Regions from separate parts of the Homo sapiens genome. Here region 2 is linked to region 1. Evidence: chromatin contacts called from ENCODE Hi-C data. All regions are on one chromosome and are shown on one strand. The core of a region is the stretch at or near the end of the contact, and the rest is flanking DNA. Distances in the headings are between cores, read along the strand shown.

What was found. A loop is a pair of places that touch in the nucleus more often than their neighbours do. Pooled maps may share reads with other maps.
Region 2: a pooled map shows a loop between it and region 1 (3-fold over the local background). The contact joins the promoter of MIDEAS-AS1 here to the enhancer-like site in region 1. A Hi-C loop is called at or near these places in 2 of 37 single-sample maps with no recorded cell type and 4 of 50 pooled maps.

Annotation. Positions count from the first base shown.
Region 1 is chr14:70,653,072-70,658,772 of GRCh38, reverse strand. The region is part of intron 1 of TTC9 (tetratricopeptide repeat domain 9); the gene reads right to left. Among named protein-coding and RNA genes, the nearest start is that of TTC9, 14 kb to the right of the region's middle. RefSeq lists enhancers at 4,033-4,092, 4,666-5,252 and a silencer at 4,153-4,292. Within about 2 kb of position 3,137, at least 8 of the 41 ENCODE cell types and tissues checked have a DNase peak (open chromatin) inside an H3K27ac peak, as active enhancers do.
Region 2 is chr14:73,784,827-73,790,527 of GRCh38, reverse strand. It overlaps MIDEAS-AS1 (MIDEAS antisense RNA 1), which reads right to left and starts at 3,168. Exons shown (of 3, transcript NR_109995.1): 1 at 3,019-3,168; 2 at 1,412-1,501. It also overlaps a transcript of MIDEAS not described here. RefSeq lists an enhancer at 2,494-2,543 and silencers at 2,894-2,953, 3,034-3,083, 3,134-3,723.

The sequences.
Region 1 (5,701 bases), core at 1,888-4,387:
AAGTTGATAGGAATAGTCAGGTATAGCTTTTATTTCTCTAAGATAAGAGCTCAAGAGTGCAATTCCTGGATCATAAGAGAAAGAATTTCATTTCTTGTCATCAACTATGATGTTGGCTTCAGTTTTTTTTTGCAGATGCTTTTAACTGAGATCAGGCAATTTTGCTCTATTTCTAACTTGCTAAGAAATTATTATTTTTTAAATATCTGTGAAATTATAGCACATCCTTGCCTAATGGTAATGCTTTGCAGAACCTGTTAGGGGGTCTCTCTAATGAGTCAGATCTACAGGTACAATCATCAAATGTGCCCTTTAGTTTTACAAAGAATAAAATTATTTTTCATAGCTACATTCTCAAATCAGGATCATTACTGTTCTTTATGAAATGCGTCTCCCTTGCTCTTTCAGACAAACATCTCTAGAACATCTTTAAATTCTCACACAGCACCTACCACAGTGGTTATGCCCAACTGGCAGCAAGACCTAACATATATACGGTGTTTTACAACTCATTTAACTTTCATGGAGACTCCGGGAAATAGCTATTATTAGCTCTGCTTCCAGGAGCTGAGGCTTGGGGAAGTTAAGTGACCCGCTGAGCCCACTTAGCTCTTATGGGGAAAGAGCTAGTGTTTACTTAACCCCAAATCCCATATTGGTTCCAATCCAACAGAGCTGGTGGTAATGGTGGAAACCCGGACTGGCTGATCTCTGAAGGTCTTTATCAAGTCTGAGGACTGAGAACTCTGGCTCAGAGAGTTAGCACCCTCCAAGTGGCTGTTTCTTTGTTTGTTTGTTTGTTTGTTTGAGATGGAGTCTCGCTCTGTCGCCCAAGCTGGAGTGCAGTGGCACTATCTCAGCTCACTGCAACCTCTGCCTCCTGGGTTCAAGCAATTCTCCTGCCTCAGCCTCCCAAGTAGCTGGGATTACAGGTGCCTGCCACCAGGTCTGGCTAATTTTTGTATTTTTAGTAGAGATGGGGTTTCACCATGTTACCCAGGCTGGTCTTGAACTCCTGACCTCAGGTGATCTGCCCGCCTCGGCCTCCCAAAGCACTGGGATTACAGGTGTGAGCCACCGTGTCTGGCCCACAAGTAGCCGTTTCTTTGTTCACTCCAATACCTATTTCTCCTGCCTGCTGCCCAGAGAGTCTCCCACTACTGCTGCTGCTATTTCTACTGCCAGGAGCTGTTTGGCTTTATCTAGGGGGCTAAATCTCCTTTGATTCCATTCACATTAATTTCTGACCTTCCACTTTTCCATTCTAGTATGTGCTTGCACTAGATTCAAACAAACACTGTCAAGTGTGTCTTTTGTTTTCTTTGTTTTAGCAACACTGTCTTTGGAGATCTCTCCTTTTCATCATAACCAAGCTGCTCCCTTGAATCCCTCTGATTCTTCACATGGATGCCCCACCTTTGGGATCACTACCAGAGCTGCTGCTTCCCACGCATCATCACTACACAATTTCGGGTAGGCACTCTTAGTAAACTTAGTCAATAAGGATTCACTCATCGTGGCCTGTGCCCAGGGCTTCATAAGGAATATGGAAAGCATTCAAGAGATATTGATATCTTCAAGGAGTTTATATTCTTTTTAATTACCCTCTGTTGGCAAAAATAGCTGTCAAAGTGGCAGGTAAAAGAACTGCATGGAAAGTCAGTATAAAATCCTGTAAGCTGAAAGCTTACATTGACAGTCCTTTAAAGCATATAGGAATCTGCCCAAGGGAGTTGTAATGCCAAAGCTTAAGGTCAGCTCAGCCCTTTGGCACCAATCTGGGTGCTATGGCAGAACACTTAGAAGTTATCCCACCTATGGCCCCTTACTCTCACCCTTGACTTTGGTGTAGTAGACAGAGAGGGAGAAGGCAGTAGTGAAAAGTTGGTAGGACAGAGCTGTTGTTTGCTGGAATCTTCATTAACACCCCTTCCTCAGTCTGGAAGCGGGACTTTGGAGTGGCCAGATTGGCCATTTGGAATGTGAAGATGAGTGTATTCCCAGAAATATTCAGAAGAAACCCATCGCCCCATATTATCTTTTCCTTCTCAGCTCTGGCCAAGTACACACGTCACGTTCATTGGCAGAAACTCTAAGCCAGAATGGGAAGACCTTAGAAGCCAGAGTTCTATCCTGTTCTCTTTTTGGACATTAAAGAACGTCTCCCATTTCAATCCCCTCTCCTGCCCCAGAGACATGTTCCCTGTTCCTATTGCCTCTCCCACCATCTTTCCCTCATGTCCTCAGATGTGTTTGGGGATAGGATAATTAACAGGCACATGTATAGCGGAAAGAGCACGTCTTTGGCAGCATTGTGCTGTAATCACAGAATGCTGGAAATAACCTAAGTATCCATCAGTAGATTAGTTAAATAAATAATGGGACATTGGTGCAATGGAACATTACACAGCCATTACAATCATGCTGTGGAACGGTGAAAAATATTTTCAATGAAAACACTGGTGGAAAAACATGAAGGTTGCTAAAGTTTGTACAGTATAAACCTGAATGTTGTGAAAAATAAATGTGTGTGTGTGTGTGTGTGTGTGTGTGTGTGTGTGTATCAGGGTGAAGAATTATTTTTTCTTTTAAAAGTTCTGCTCCTTCTGTATGGGTGAAGAATTTGTAATATCTATAGCAGAGTTTAAAGGAATAAATTATCTTTTTGGAGGAGACTGGCTTCATCAACTGCTTCAGGTGGGGAAGGTGAAGCTTAGAGGTCAGTAGCAGGCACACACGTAGATGAAAAGATGCCCAGACTGCTTTGTATATGAAATGAAGGGAATCTGAGAGTGGGGAAACCTAAGAAGCTGAGAGGAGCTGGCGGGGAGAAAGAGTCCAAGCAGCATGGCGGGGAGCTGGAACCTGCCAAAAAATGTGAGTGGTCCATTTGAAATTCCTGGTGGTCTGATGGCCAAATGAGTTTTAGGAGGAAGAATTTCTACTATTCAATTTTTGAGATGTAAACTCCTTCTGCATCTCATAACCTTCAGTAAAGTCTAGTGAAATTATACATCTGGGTGTAGTGGTGCTGTGGAATGTGAAAAGGAAGTAGCAGCAACAGGAAGTCGAGTGGCCCCTTGGTTGTCATGCAAACAGAGTGAGCAGCATCCTGTGGGAGGGGAGGGGAGAAAAGACAGGAGGTCCCTGCAGTGGCCCCAGCCCACGTGAGAACAACCCCTTGTTTCCTAAATACACTGGGAAAGGTAGACCTGAAGGGGGTTGGCTGATGTTTGTTTTACATATAAATGATCATACACCCACACGGAAGAAAAACGGCAAGGAAATAAACCAAAACGGTTAACTGTTGTCATCTTGGGGTGGTAAATGACAGAGTTTTACCTTCTTCTTTGTTTTTTTTTTTTTGTTTCTTGAGATGGAGTCTCGCTCTGTCGCCCAAGCGACGCTTGGAGAGCAGTGGCGCGATCTCGGCTCACTGCAACCTCCGCCTCCCAGGTTCAGGCGAGTCTCCTGCCTCAGCCTCCCGAGTAGCTAGGACTACAGGTGCACGCCACTGCGCCTGGCTAATTTTTGTATTTTTAGTAGAGACAGGGTTTCCCCATGTTGGCCAGGCTGTTCTCAAACACCCAACCTCAGGTGATCCACCCACCTCGGCCTCCCAAAGTGCTGGGATTACAGGCGGGAGCCACTGAGCCTGGGCTGCTTCTTTGTAATTTCTTATATTTTCAATGCTAAATTAAATTTAGCCTAAAGCTGCCTCCTTACATAGTCTAAGTTTGGCCTAAAGGTTTCTTTGTACATAAGGAACCATAGTAAACTGAAAACTAGCTGGATGTGTAAACAGTCTGCAACCTACTCTTATGCCAATCAACTGAGTTTTAGCCAATCAAAGGCAACCAAGTGTTCAAACTGAGTTCAAATAAGGCAAATGCAGAGCTGTTAAGTATCAGCTGTTTCTGTACCTCGCTTCCATTTTTTTGTACGGTGGCTTTCCTTTTTCTGTTTCGTAAATCTTCTTCCACCATGTGGCTGCACTGAAGTCTCTCTGAGCCTATTCGGGCTTGGGAGGCTGCCCGATTCACGAGTCATTCTTTGCTCAATTAAACTCTGCTAAATTTAATTTGTCTGAGGTTTTTCTTTTAGTATCAATAACTTCTGCAACTATGATGCTTTACTTTTGTAATTAGAATTTTTTTTTTTTTTTTTTTTTTTTTTTTTTTTTTTGAGACAGAGCCTTACTGTTGCCCAGGCTGGAGTGCAGTAGTGCAATCTCGGCTCACTGCAACCTCCGCCCCCAGGTTCAAGCAACTCTTCTGCCTCAGCCTCCTGAGTAGCTGGGACTACAAGCATATACCGCCACGCCCGGCTAATTTTTGTATTTTTAGTAGAGACAGGGTTTCACCATGTTGGCCAGGCTGGTCTCAAACTCCTGACCTCAGGTGGTTCACCCACTTTGGCCTCCCAAACTGCTGGGATTACAGGCATAAGCCACCACTCCCGGGCAGAAACTATTTTTAAAAAGTCACCACTAACCATTATCATCCCTTCAGAGAGAGCTGGGGGATGAGGGGAAGAGGAACTTGGGAGGAGAGGTGTGAAAAGGGATTCAGAAGGGTTTCCTAGGCAGAAAGCACTGCCTCTTCATGGGGCACTGTTCTGGGGATGCTTAGGGTCATGAGGGACCCTGGGTGTTTTGGTGGAGGAGCAGCTGTGAGCGGATCCAAGGGACACACCTGCTAGTGCTCTCACTCCCAAGATGCCTGATTAAGCCAAGGACTTTCTTCATCCTACCCCAATAAGGAAGCTCAGTAAGCTGGCATCTGCCTGATGCACAAGAGGGTGGGTGGGGCAGTCCCGAGGCTGCCAGCCCCATGGCTTCTCTGTCGGATGTCTCCTTCTATGAGCCTCTGCCATCCTCTGTTTCTCTTCCCACCAGAAAGCCTTCTTTCTTGTTAAGCTCCCCTGGGGACTCAAATGATCACAGCATGTATCTTCTCTTCCCAGCAGGCAAATCCTTATTTTCCGCTGTCAGATTCTCAACTGGTCTGACTTGTGAGAGTGCCTGAAGTTCTTTCCCTGCTTTTCATTTCAAAGACAGGGTCAGGGGGAATCCTGGGGCAAAGTGTGAAAAGTGGCAGGGAACAGGCACTGTCTAACTGAGCCTTATTCATTTGGAGAATCTCAGGCTGGAGATGATGTGTGCCTAGAACCCACAGTTTCTAAGTGTTTCTTAGACTGACCCAAATCCTGAGAAGCTGGAAGGGGCATAGACCCCTGACCCATGGGCTCTTGGTCATGGTGGAACTCTGTGGTCTTTCAACTAACTGATGAGTTATATGTTCACTCAGCCTCCCTTGACCAGGAATACACCAGGCATGGTGGTAGACAATGTCCACACCAAAGGCTGTTGGCTTATACCTTCTCACCTCTCCTGTCTTGCAGACACTTAGGGAGATGGCACTCTTTCCCCTGGCCCCTGTTTTGTCCTCACCTTTTTGCTCACTTGCTTCCCGTGTTTCCCCATAGCCTTCTTTGCTGCATTCTTTCCCTCTCTCTTTCCCTATATTTTCCTCTGTCTTCATGCATACTGGAGTAGGAGTTAGATTCAAATATTAACTAGCATCTGTTAAGCATCTGTTATGAGCCAGGCACTGTGCTAGGCATGTGTGCATGTATCATTAATTTAATCACCATAACAATCCTATGTGGTACATTATTATTACTCACATGCTGTCATGGA
Region 2 (5,701 bases), core at 1,919-4,418, 3.1 Mb before region 1:
GACCTAACAAGGAATATATGTGCTGAGCCTAGTTCCTGTTAAATTAATAGATTCACGTTCTGGCACATCCACAACCTCACAAGTCATAGCAACCGGATGACGGCATGGCAACACAGCAGCTGCGGCCACTGCACATGAGAAAAATCAGAGCCTAGTGTCTCTGGAGGGAAAACAGAAACGGCCTCTACAATTGCTGGCTTGTACTGGATTGACTGAAGGGAGGGAGCCGTGGGGGCAATCACAAGTAGATTCCTGCCCTGGTCAGGGATGGAGTATGACATCTCTCCTGCTTCCTGAAACTTTGTTTTATATTTTAAAAGTAAATAATTTGTTCCAGCCAGAGAGGAAATGATGCTGAGAGAAAGACACCATCACGTGGACAGAATGTTCTCCCTCGCCCTGGCAGCAGTGTGGAGGTAATCCTTATCAGAGATAGTCCACGACTTGCTCTTCAACAGCAGGACCACAAGCCTTTCTTCCTAGTTTTTTGACCCTCCACCCCAACCAAAATCGCCTACCCCTTCTGGCTGCCAGGGTTGAAGGCCCTTCTTGCCAACTCTCCTTCTAGGACAAAGCCCTGACTCCACAGCCACTGTTTGGGCCAAGCCCTCAGGGATCAGGGTAAATGCCTGGAGGAGGAGGAAGAGGATGCCTGGACAGATGTCAATTCTGGTGACACAAAGACATCTGTATGTGCTGTCAGGTAGGTGACACCCAATACCAGGGCTGCCTGGGACCAAGCAGGAGTCCACACCCCCGACCTAGTTTAAATTCAAGAATGACCCTCGCTCTGCAAAAGGACTGAGAGCTCGGCCTTCTGTTCTTGGGGTTTGTGTTATGCTTAGATCTGGCTCTGGCCCCTGCTTTCCTTTCCATGTTCTATCAGGAAGGCTGTGCAGGGTTGTCACTGGGTCCCCAATGATTCTCTACTGGTCTCTGTTATTTGTGGCCATGTAATGAATTCCTCAAAACACAGCAGCTTAAGACAACATTTATTATCTTATAGTTTCTGTGGGTCAGGAATCCAGGCAGCTTAGCTGGGTGCCTCTGCCTGAAGGGCCCGAGGGAGGCCCTTCAGCTGTTGGCTGGGGTTGAAGGTCTTATCTGAAGTCTTGATTAACATGGGGGGAAGGAGAGGCATCCCTTTCCAAGCTCCCTCAAACGGTGGTTGGCAGGCCTAGCTCCCTTTCTACCAGGCTGCCTTAGGACGTGGCAGTTGGCTTCCCCCACAGTGAGTGTTCCCAGAGAGTGAAAGGCATAGAGAGGACCCAGTATGGAAGCCGCATTTTTTTTTTTTATAACCTAGTCTCAGAAGTAAGATCACATCACTGGCCATATTCTATTTGTCAGAACTCAGTCAATGGATTCAGCTTACACTTAAGGAGGGAGGATTATACAAGGGTATGAATACCTGGAGGCAGAGATCATTGGCAGGGGGCGCATCTTAGAGGCTGTCTACCACATCCTCCACTTGGTGCCCTGGTACTCCAGCAACTGCCACCTTACATAGAGAAAAAAGCAATGTATGTGTAAGTGTCAGGCCTTCACACATTTACACTGTCTGCTAATTACTCCTGGGCATGCAGAAATACTGAATATTCATGAAATTGTGACTGAAAATTTGGAATTGCATATGGAACAAAAAAAATATTCAGCTCTTGTTTTAGCAAATATGGAGTATCACATGATTGCCTTTAGAAGCCTGGCTAACATATTCTCTCATTGGTTGCCTTAAGCAGAATGCACTAAGGAATTACTTCTATTTATTCCAAAATTGAAATGGGCAATCCCTTCACCATCTCCCCACAATAGCGTGATGTAAGAAGAATTTCAGGGAACTTTAATTATTGAGTCTAATGATGCAGTTATTTCTCAAAGCAGTATTATTTTTCTTGCATTGCACATTTTGTATTTATAATGTGCCATTAATGTCTTAGTAAAAATCAGAACTAGGGCGTAGCAGCTGCAACGTGGAGGATTTCATGTTGCTAGGAGAGCTTCGATCTTCATACGCCTATCTTTGGGTGAGTCTGTGGCTTTCCATGAGAGATTAACACAGACCTGGGGATCATTTCCCAAATGTCATTTTCCATCAGTCTTACATCCACCTTTCTGAACAAAGCCTTCACTCAAGTTTATGGTTTCCTGTGTTTTCATAAAAAGATGAAGCATTGAAAGGGGGGAGGTTTTATCTGGCCAATGTGCTAGGAGAAGCAGTATTTGGGGAAAAAAGGAAAATTGTTGAGCCCTAACTGATGCTTTTGAACCACCTATTAAAAGGTCCCTGTTTTCCACGACAAGCTACAATGAAGCTAATGTTTCTGTTATGAAAGCCCTTCACTGCAGTTTCGAATGTCTTTTTTTTTTTTTTTCACCAGCAAAGGCTAACCCCGTTTTTTCTCCAGCCTTATGAGATCAGGAGTTCTTCCTTGAAGACTGCTGTTTAACGACTTGGTTGCTACTTATCTTAAAGGTGGCTTTCCGTTGTACTTTTTAATAAGGTGAGCACATTTATTTTGAGCAATGATAAATTTCAGGATTACTATTGCCTGAAGCTGCCCTTCTCAGGCCTCCACCCTACCCTCAAAGTCACTTTTGACCGGTGATGAAACACAGAATGCATCAGACTCTATTTTCTGTGAGTTGAGTGTAAAGAGGTGGAAATCGCGGGGGAGGATTAGAACAGAAACCATTCTGCAGCCCCAGCTTGGGCGTTGAAATAGCCCCCAGAAGTGTGATACGTGGTAAACGTCTTGCTCACTTATAACCCGTAGAAATGACGAGGGACATCATGCAGACTTTTAGAGAGAACGTGGGGACAGGGACCCTTGTTTTAAGGCCCACTTTAGGCATTAAGAACACATAGAGCACACTGCTTTCTGACATGACCCTTTTAGCCCCAACACCAAACGGAAAAACTTTTTCTTTCCCCTCCCCCACCGCTTTGTTTGTGTACTGGTGTTTACCCTGGAACCCCAGCTTTCCGGGGACCCTGAACCCCACCACCACCTTCCAGACCAGCCTGAGAGCAGGGGACTCCAGCGCGGGGCCCCGGATCGCACTTCGGCGCGGAAACGACGCGGCTGGAGCGAGGCTTCCCTCCCAGGGCGGGGGGTGCAGGCTAGGCGGCCGGCAGCGCAGGGCTGCCCGCTACCCCGCAGCCGAGGGCGCGCAGAGTGGGGAGACGGCGCCTGGGGCCAGGGGCGCGCGGAGCCGGGGGCGCGGGCGGGGCGGCTGGCTGCAGGGCCCTGCGCGCCACCGCGCGAGCCGCTGGGTCACAGCCCGGGCCGCACAGCCCGGGCCGCACCGCCCGCTCCGCGAGGAAGTGACGACTGCGCCGTCCCGAGAGCAACAAAGTTAGAGTCTGCGGGCCGCACTCGCCTGCGCCCCGCACCCCTCCGAGCAGCCCGGGGATCCAGCACGCAGGTAAGCCGCGGGCTCGGCGCCCCCTCCCGCCACCGGGCGCCGGCGTGGGGCTCGGAATCGTTCCGGGGCTCGGGCTGGGCCGCGCGGGCGCGGATGTGGCGGGCCGGGTTGGGCCGGGCGCTGGGGTGCCGGGGTGCTGCAGGGAGGGAGCTCGGCGGCCGGGGTCGGGGCGCCGGGCTGCGCCGGTGTTGTCGCCGCTTTGCCGCGGGACTTCAAACAGCAAGGGCTGCAGCGGGGCCAGCTCCAGGCGCCGTTGGCCTGAGGTAGGGTGGGGGGAAGGGGCTTTCCGGGGCCTACGTCTGCAGCCAGCCCTCCGCCCAGCGCCTCCATCCCTGCAGGCTGGGCGCAGCTCTCGGCCCCTGCCCGGTGCTTCCCTGGGAAATGACCTCTTCCTCTTCGCAGCCCTTGTCGAGGGCGCAGGAAGGAAGTTAAAGGAACTTTCCCCGGACTTTTATTTGCTTGGCCTTCCTGGGACGAAGAGCAGAGTAGCTCGGAAGTTTGGGAAAACAACCCTACGCATTTTCAGAAAACCAAACCGGAATTGTCCCCAAGCCCCCTTGAAATGAATCGCTCCTGACTCCCCCTTTACCCTTCCCAACCATGTCCCAAACCTGACAGTGATCGCTAAGGCCTAACACTTTGCAATTTAGCCATAAAAACTGTCAGCACACCCACGTACATATGTGAGTGTTTTCTATATAAAACTCAGAAACCCGCTTCCAGCGGACTCTGTGGCATCTCGTTCTTTTCTGTTTCCTAAAACTGCAAGGGCTGCAGGAATGTGCTGCAGGAACTTTGACGGTGGTTCCCGTCGCCCTCGGTAGCCTCGTGGCGCAGGGTTTTTTAAAGAACAGCTGAGAAGTTTGGGACATTCCTGCAGAGTAACTAGGGGCTGGCGGCCCGGGCCAGTGGCGAGACTGCAACTGTAGCGGCGGCGGCGGGGACACGTTGGTGTGTGCAGGAAAGTGCGTCCGAGCCGTGGAGACTCGAGATGGGGTGTCCTAGAGGTTGAATGGTGCAGTTCCTAGCAGCAGCTTCCTGCCGGCCTGTAATTACAGCGTGATTGCACAGTCAGGCATTGTTGGCGTGGATGTTTATACACAGGCTATTGTGCAAGACCTCGGTAGTGGCGAAGAAAACGCAGCTTTGCACTGCAAATGCCCAGGATAGATCTGGGTCTGAGCTGCAGTCTCCAAATTCTTTTTGCCCTTTAACCCTAGCTAGGTGATTTATTTCATTACCTCCCTCTCACTTTTGACGACTTGTCCAAAGCCTGAGATGTGGGGTGGACTCGGGAGGCCACTGCACTCCTATCTTAGGCAGCCTGAAAACTATCCCAGGAACTCTACCCTTATTTGTCTCCGGAGAAAATGTGGGATGACGTCAGTAGGAAAAGGAGATGGGAGATGGCTATCAACCTCTCTAAACGGGAAAGCTGTTTGAATTAGCAAAATTGCACGGGTGGCTGGGTTGGGGCTGAGTTGCAAAGAGGACTCGTCAGACCATGTGTGACTGAGCTGGCGTGCTAGACTTTAAGCCTGGAAGTGTCAGCTGCAGAAACTTAGTAGGTGGTAGGTCCTAATTCCTTTATTGTGCTGGGCAAAGAGGAAACGTGCAAGTGGTAGCACTTTTGTCTGTGCTGGTGGTCTGGGTCTGGGAGGGGCAGAGGAGTGACTCCTCCTTCTCCATAGGAACCCTAGGCCCACTTTCTTAGCAGGGACTGTGGCACAGACCAGAGCAGGGATCCTCCCATTTGCCATGCTGCCTTGCAGGAAGGGAGCCAAGCCTGCAAGTATGGAAAGAAGGCAAACAGTGTCTTGTTGAGGGCCTTACAGGGGTATAATTGTATAGAGAGATTTAAAACACAGTAAAAAAGGCGTGTATTGGATTTGTGCAGGGCCATCGTTTTCACATTCTAAATCTCAACCTGATAACTCCCTGTCCTAGGCAGAAGACGCTCATGGGGAGCACTCAGCCCAGCTACGTTGCTGTGTGGCTAGGTGGTACCACCTTATGCTGGGCATGGGCAGCCTCTCTGCTCAGAGTGGCAGGTACTGATGATTCCAGTGCACTGGAGTTTCTCCAATGCCTGGCCTTTCCAGCCAAGTATCTGAGCTTCACCTGGAGGAAAAATGCTGTTTTGCAGCCTTGTGCCAGGTGTGTGTCATGGGCACAGTGACCGTTTGTCAAACCAAAAGATTAGGGCACAGTCCCTGGCAGGTACCTGTGTGCTTCCAGAAACTCGAGGACAAACATGTAAAATCAGGACAGTTCT